Linked DNA regions of Homo sapiens: region 2 is linked to region 1. Evidence: chromatin contacts called from ENCODE Hi-C or POLR2A ChIA-PET data. All regions are on one chromosome and are shown on one strand. Each heading gives the region's core, a stretch centred on a gene start or an enhancer-like site at or near the end of the contact. The rest is flanking DNA. Distances are from core to core; before and after follow the strand shown. Region 1 has its middle 43 kb from the start of LBH. Region 2 holds the start of LINC01936 (long intergenic non-protein coding RNA 1936).

What was found. A loop is a pair of places that touch in the nucleus more often than their neighbours do. ChIA-PET counts read pairs that join two places held with the same protein, here RNA polymerase II (POLR2A). Pooled maps may share reads with other maps.
Region 2: a map of ascending aorta shows a loop between it and region 1 (2.1-fold over the local background). The contact joins the promoter of LINC01936 here to the enhancer-like site in region 1. A Hi-C loop is called at or near these places in 13 of 168 maps with a recorded cell type or tissue (B cell, CD4-positive, alpha-beta T cell, CD4-positive, alpha-beta memory T cell and 7 more), 35 of 37 single-sample maps with no recorded cell type and 19 of 50 pooled maps. POLR2A ChIA-PET finds 5 or more read pairs at or near these places in 20 of 52 experiments (B cell, CD4-positive, alpha-beta T cell, CD4-positive, alpha-beta memory T cell and 14 more).

The regions. Positions count from the first base shown.
Region 1 is chr2:30,272,822-30,276,595 of GRCh38, reverse strand. No RefSeq gene overlaps it. Among named protein-coding and RNA genes, the nearest start is that of LBH, 43 kb to the right of the region's middle. Within about 2 kb of position 1,700, at least 10 of the 41 ENCODE cell types and tissues checked have a DNase peak (open chromatin) inside an H3K27ac peak, as active enhancers do; they include ascending aorta, where a contact is called at or near this core.
Region 2 is chr2:30,344,680-30,348,453 of GRCh38, reverse strand. LINC01936 (long intergenic non-protein coding RNA 1936) reads right to left here and starts at 1,808. Exons shown (of 2, transcript NR_122048.1): 1 at 1,339-1,808.

The sequences.
Region 1 (3,774 bases), core at 451-2,950:
CTGGGCCTAGGGTAAGGCAAGCCAGGCACCTGGCTCATAGCATTTAAGGAGGCATTCACTCTGGGGATCATGACAGTGCAGGCTCAGTACTTGCAGGAACCTAAAAATGAAAGCCTCTTTAAATCATGTGCCCTGGGTACCTCATTCTTCATAGGATGCTCATTTTCAGGGCAGAAACCATTATGACTTTTGGGGGCCCTAGGCACTTTTGCCTTTGTAGATTCCTTCCTCTATCTAAAAAATACCTATACATACACACACAAAATTATATTTTAGAACTGCATTGATATAGAGACAAATAATTCAAGCTGGATTTGATTTCTTTTTTCTGATTATAAAATACCTTAAAACATTTTCATAGGCTCTAAAACTATCATGGGTCCTGGCACTGCTACTGCAGCTGGTAGACAAATTCACCATGGCAAGGGGTCACCCAAACCTGAGAGGGAGTCCTCCTGTTGTTTCCACACTAGGTGTTTCACTTGCCTCACCCTAGTCCCAACCCTGGGCACAGGAATCTCTAAGTTAGCAAACTTCATTGAGGGAATTCATTTCCTGCACTTTTCTGAGCTTCAAATTCTTTATGTTTAAAATGGTTATAATAAAGTAGGAGTTGTTTATCACCATATAAATAAGAAAATATAATAAAATTGGGCCAGGCACGGTGGCTCATGCCTATAATCCCAGCACTTTGGGAGGCCGAGGCGGGTGGATCATGAGGTCAGGAGATTGAGACCATCCTGGCTAACACGGTGAAACCCCATCTCTACTAAAAATACAAAAAATTAGCCGGGCATGGTGGCGGGCACCTGTAGTCCTAGCTACTTGGGAGGCTGAGGCTGGAGAATGGTGTGAACCCGGGAGGCAGAGCTTGCAGTGAGCCAAGATCGCACCACTGCACTCCAGCCTGGGCAACAGAGCGAGACTCTGTCTCAAAAAACAAAAAAAAAGAAAATATAATAAAATTACCACAAGATCCAGCAATTCCACTCATAGATATCTACTGAAAAGAATAAAAAGTAGAAACTCAGACAGATACCAGACACCAATGTGCACAGCAGCACTATTCACCACAGCCAAAAGGTGGAAATGACCCAAATGTCCATTGACAGACGAATAGACAAACACAATGTAATCTCTACATACAATGGAATATTATTCAGCCATAGGGAAGAATGAAATTCTGATACATGCCACAACATGAATAAGCCCAAACACATTACACTAAATGAAATGAACCGTACTCGAAAGTCCAAATATTGTATGATTTCACATATGTGAGTTACCTATGTTAGGCAAATTCAGAGAAACAGAAAGTAATTGAGCTTCTGTTTGGAATGATGCAAAAGTTCTGAAAATGGATAGGGGTGACAGTTGCACAAGTTGTGAATGTACTTAATGTCACCAAATTTTACACTTAAAAATAGTTAAAATGGTAAATTGTATGTATATTTTCCACAATAAAAAAAGAGAATGCCTTATCGGCATAAGCGCTTTATATAGGGTAAAAAGGCACACAGACGTAAGAAATCTTTATTGTCCCCATTGACAATTACCATATTGCTGTGGTGAATAAGTCTTCCAAAGTTCACAGACAGATTGGCAGGCATAAAACTGCTATGTAAACACAGCCTTCTCCAGCCCAGACTTGTTGCTCACCACCCACTATGGCCTGCAGATTTGATGACCAAGTTGATGAATGGACGATAGCCAAGATTCTTGAAGCTCTGGGTGGCACAGGGCGTACACTTCCTGGAAACCTGTCATTCCTTGCTGTCTGACAGCATTCTCTTTGGGGGCCAGAGATTATGGTTTTGGCCGAGACATCTAAGATAGTCCTGGTATTGGTAGCATAAGGAGTGACCCACGAGAGGCCAAGTTACCCACCAGGCCCTGACAGTGCACTTTGTACTGACGTTGGCCTGATCCAATTTCCTGGTTTGGAAAGAATGTTCTGATCTCTGAATAAACTGAAAGGGGAGCTTCATTTTGACCTGGGACAGGGACCTGTAGGTCTCAGTGTCTGAGCTACTTCTTTTTCCACTGAGCAAATCCTACTTTCAAAGATGAAGTCTTAAAAAACCACAGAAGAGGTGATGGGGTGGGGGGACCCCCGGGACCAAAGGGCCCTTTATAAACAAATTCACTCCAGGGTTTCTTCAGTAACAAGTCTGTCAGGCCGGGTGCGGTGGCTGACGCCTGTAATCCCAGCACTTTGGGAGGCCAAGGCAGGCGGATCACAAGGTCAGGAGATCGAGACCATCCTGGCTAACATGGTGAAACCCCGCCTCTACTAAAAATACAAAAAATTAGCCGGGTGAGGTGGCGCACGCCTGTAGTCCCAGCTACTCGGGAGGCTGATGCAGGAGAATGGCGTGAACCAGGGAGGCAGAGCTTGCAGTGAGCAGAGATCGCGCCATTGCCCTCCAGCCTGGGCAAGAGAGCGAGACTCCGTCTCAAAAAAAAAAAAAAAAAAAAAGTCTGTCTAGTGCTAGCTGAGTTTTGGGGATGCCCTGCCTCTCATGGGAGCCTATGGACTCCCTGGAATTTGTAAGCCTATGTTGGTATTTGCAGAGAGAAAATCCATAGTTTCCATCAGATTCTCAAAGGGAATCTTTGAGACCCCCAAACTGCTTTAAAACCACTGTTCCTGTGAATTTAAGATGTGATCATTCCTAGTTTTCAGGGGACATATAGATTGGCCAAACCAGATAATGAACCACACACATCTGGTGGCAGACAAGGTGCAGTGTTTCCGTGGGGCAGGGGTCGGGGGTTACCGCTGAACCCTCCTACCTCTTCTCCTAAATGAAGTGATTCATTTTTGAACAAACTATGACCATGAAGCTGTTGTTTCACATCTGTGCAAAAATGCTGGCCCCAAGTGACAGCAAAATCTCCTTGTTGACCATGACTCCTCCTCACTCAGCCAGATTTTGGTATGTGTGTGTAAATGACACACCCAAGTCAACAATTCAGAAAAGAGTCTGAAACAATTGCTCCTAGAAGAGACCCTCCAGGCCTTGCTGATCCCTTTAATAGCTCCTTGTGGTCTACTGTAAGCCCCCAAACAGAGTCTTGGTTGATCTGCAGAGTCTTTTGGCCAGGCTGGCAAGCAACAGGCAGATGGCAGCTCGCCGGTCCCTGCAAGGGAGGGTACGTGATGAGGAGAAGGGTCATAATGAATGGGTAATTTAAAGGCTCTGAAGAATGACTCAGACATTCCAATGGGGCTTTATTTTTTCCTTTTGTTGATGTGTGAAATGTAATTGTAGTCATTTTTTCCAGTGAGTTGATAAACAGTGATTATCCATGCAGCTTGTGAGCTGGGGTCATCGTGAACCAGTTCACATTTCAACATTTTTCTCTCCCTCACCCCCAACACCTGGGTTAACTGCTCCAAGCCTGAGGTTGGAGGTTTCTTGATCCCAGGAATTCTAGCAAAGGTGCAGGATGCAAAAGGTCAGAGGGGGCTGTCTGGGAAGGGTGGCCATAGGGAGAACTGGAAACCTGTGAGCTCTGGCTTGACCCTTTGCCTTACCCAACAGTCCTTTGTTACCTAGGATGAAGGTTAGGGCAGAGAAGTGATTTGTTTGGCATCAGAAAGATGGTCATCAAGAAAGGGAGAGAAGGCAATATCTGGTGAGCACCTTCTCACCACATACTGGTCCAGGTGCTGTGCTAATGAATGCTTTCCACAAGCGTCATTTCATGTCATGCTCAAAATAGCAGAGAAGGGGTAAACTTGAATACATACTCATACCTGATCTTTGC
Region 2 (3,774 bases), core at 559-3,058, 72 kb before region 1:
GGAGCACTAGAATGGCTGGCAGAGGAGGTCCCTGAGGAGGATTGGCCAAGGAAGCACAGGGCAGTGGTGTGAACTGTTCCCTCTCCTGTACTTCACAGTCATCGGTCATCCCCTGCTCCTACCAAAGGGTAAATGTTGGTTCCGTCAGCTGTCTCGGGTCAGTGCTTCTTTAGGGAGTATGGGGAGAGGGACACATCATGTGTGGGATGAGGCCGCATGGAAAGCAGACGACATCTGCAGGGGACACATCTATGAGGGTGTCTATCACAATTCTCCCAGTCTAAACAAGAAATGAGATTGGGAGACATGTTGCTCTGCAGAATTCCCAGGGGTTGGAACAGGAGGATGAAAAAAGGCTTGAAATTCTGACTGCAAGTGGGAAGAGAGCACCAGGCAGTTGACCCGGACGCTAAAGGAAAAGGTGAGCTCAGCGGCTTGAGGACTTGGTGACAGCCAGGAAGCAGCTCTTGGGGACCCTTTTGACTTAGCTCCTGATTCCCTGCCATGCTGGCGTGGTGCAATGCATTCAACAGATTCTCAATAAATCCCTAAAAATAAATTATGTCTTGCAGGGGCCATAGAGAGCCAGAATACTATGTAATATTATGCATGGGAGGAGCTGGTGCTGCAAACCAAAGTCAAACCATGCACAGGGAGCTTCGAAGGATCTTCTCCCTTTTCAGCCCCTGCTAGCTCAGTGGACTTTATCTCTTTCCTTCTTCCCTAGGCCTTTTCTCCTGAGTAAATTCTCTCCAGTGCCTGATAGCAGTTTGTAAACTTTTTCCCAGATGACTGCTCTCTATAATCTATAATTCTCATCAATTATATATGAAAATATACACCTATATCTAAGGACATATATATATATATTTATATATATAAAATATGTAAATATATTATATATAATGTATATAATTATATAGAGATATATTTTATCTTTCCTCTGTTCCTTTAAAGCAAATCACTCCCACTCCCACTGCCTTTTTTTTTTTTTTTTTTTTTTTTTGAGACAGGGTCCCGCTCTATTGACCAGGCTGGAATGCAGTGGTGCAATCATGCCTCACTGCAGCCTCTGCCTCCCCGGCTGAAGTGATCCTCCCACCTCGCCCTGCCAAGTAGCTGGGACTGCAGGCACGCACCATCACGTCGGGCTAATTTTTGTATTTTTTGTAGAGATGGGGTTTTGCCATGTTGCCCAGGCTGGTCTTGAACCCCTGACCTCAGGTGATCCACCCGCCTCGGCCTCCCAAAGTGTTGGGATTACAGGCGTGAGCCACCGCGCCCCACCTCCATCTTCTACATGAGGATAAGGAAGCTCTGAGAGGTTAAGTGACTTGCCTAAGGTCACTCAGCCAATGAATGGTGGAGCCCAGCACTTAGCTCAAGCCAGGCGGCGTCACCGCTCACTGCAGGCTGTTCCCACGTGGTCAGGCGCAGGGTCTTTCTGCCTCATCACTGAAGTGGGGACTTGAATACGGCTCTTCCTTTTCTTGCATCCTCCATGTGCCCTCCTGGTAAACCAGATCCCCACGGCCTCAGCCGCTCTTCATCGGCCTGACTTGGGCTTCCAGAGCCTGCCCAGCCCACGTGGGGCTGGTTTGGCAAAAACTGGGCTCTAGATTTTGCTTTAGCTGTTTTCTTTTCCACTTCATTGTTTCCGTGGGATGTCTGCCTTCCCAAAATAACACCGGGGCATTCCAGGTAAACTCAACATCCGACGAAAATCCCCATTCAGCGGCAAGTCCGAAGGGTCCTGGTTTTTGCTATTGTTTTCCTCCCTTCCTCTGGCTCAGGCGGGGTAGGCGTCTGGGACAGGTTCCCGGTGGAGCCTGGATGGAGGGGGAAGCAGGAGGAGGAGAGGAGGGGCTTGGCCAGCTCCAGCCAGCCAGCTGATACTCCCGCCCTCTGCGCTAGCACTGGAGGTAGCCCTGAGCTTTCCCTTCTCACTTTGCTGGGGAATGTTCAAAGGCCTGTAGGAAAAGAACTGGGCAGGGTCTTGTGCCCTACTTCACTTTTATCAGAGAAAGAAAATAAAACCAAGGTGGCCCCTAATTCTGCTCTGATTTCTGGAGGCAGCATGGATGATATCATGGAGAAGCACTGGCTTTGGATTAAGCCAGAGCTGGGCTGAATCCTGGCTCTGGTGCTTACCAGCTGTAAGCTGTAGCAGCTGTAAGTCCATAAACAGCTTATGTGTTCCTCTGAGCCTCCATTTCCTCATCAGTAAAATGGGAGTGATAGTGTCCCTATTAGAGCAATAAAGACAGATGAATTCAATGCCCCAAATAGGACCTGCCCCATAATAGGGGCTCAACCCATATAGAATAGTTTTCTCTGTACTTCCTAGGATATGGGAGGAGGGGGAGTTGCTTACTTCTTCTTTGCTTTTTTTTTTTTTTTTTTTTTTTTAAGACAGAGTCTTGCTCTGTCACCCAGGCTGGAGTGCAGTGGTGCGATCTTGGCTCACTGCAACCTCCGCCTCCCCGGGGGTTCAAGTGATTCTCATGCCTCAGCTTCCTGAGTAGCTGGGATTACAGGCATGCAGCGTCACTCCCAGCTCATTTTTTTTGTAATTTTAGTAGAGACATGGTTTCACCATGTTGGCCAGGCTGGTCTCGAACTCCTGACCTCAAATGATCCACCTGCCTCAGCTTCCCAAAGTGCTGGGATTACAGACAGGAGCCACCGCACCTGGCCTTCATTGCTTTTTGATGTCATTATTACCCAAGTGCTGAGAAGGTGCTGTTTAGAGGCCAACTTAGAGAAGTGGAAAAAGCAGAGAGAGTGTCGTCAGACAGGTAGGGCCCATGCCTTACTTGTTTATGTATGTACCCCTAACAGAATTTTGTAAAGCTATCCACTGTCTACCCCCAGCACATTTAAAAAATGAAGTTCAAAAGTTAAGTAGCTGCAAAAACTGTGGTTTCTGGCTTATTGTAAATATTGATATTTAAAACCTACTGTGACTTCACACTTTAAAATGGATCCAGTGGAATGTAACATCGACAATTTGGTAGCCCCTATCATCCATTTTAAAATTTATGAAAAAGCTGATTGGCATTCAGGAATTTTACATCTTTCTTTTTATCTCCTGGAACTCTTATTACTATTCCTACTTCCTTCACAGATTTTTATCCTGACATATTATTTTCTTATGCTTCAGAGTATTTTATTGATCACATTTACATACATGGAAAAAGCCGTTTTTCGTATTTTATACTTTTTTTTTTTGCTCTTGTAGGATTCTCCCCCAAGAGCAGGGGGAATGAAGAACAAAGTCATTAAATGAAAATTGTTATTTTATTTATTTATTTATTTATTTTGAGATGGAGTCTTGTTGTGTCGCCCAGGCTGGAGTGCAGTGGCACGATCTCGGCTCACTGCAACCTCTGCCTCCTGGGTTCACGCCATTCTCCTGCCTCAGCCTCCCGAGTAGCTGGGACCACAGGCGCCCACCACCACACCCGGCTAATTTTTTGTATTTTTAGTAGAGACGGGGTTTCACCGTGTTAGCCAGGATGGTCTCGATCTCCTGACCTCGTGATCCACCCGCCTCGGCTTCCCAAAGTGCTGGGATTACAGGCGTGAGCCACCGCACCCGGCCAAAAATTGTTATTATTCTCACCACCAGTACAAGGATGCAGAGGCCCTGTGAGCTATGGAATTATTCATGGAGTCATTCCCCACGTTGGGTCCCCTTTCTTTTGTAAAACGGAAAAAGCCTTAGTGTGTTAATTCAGTCTTATTCTCAGATAACTCCATTTTAGGGAAGAA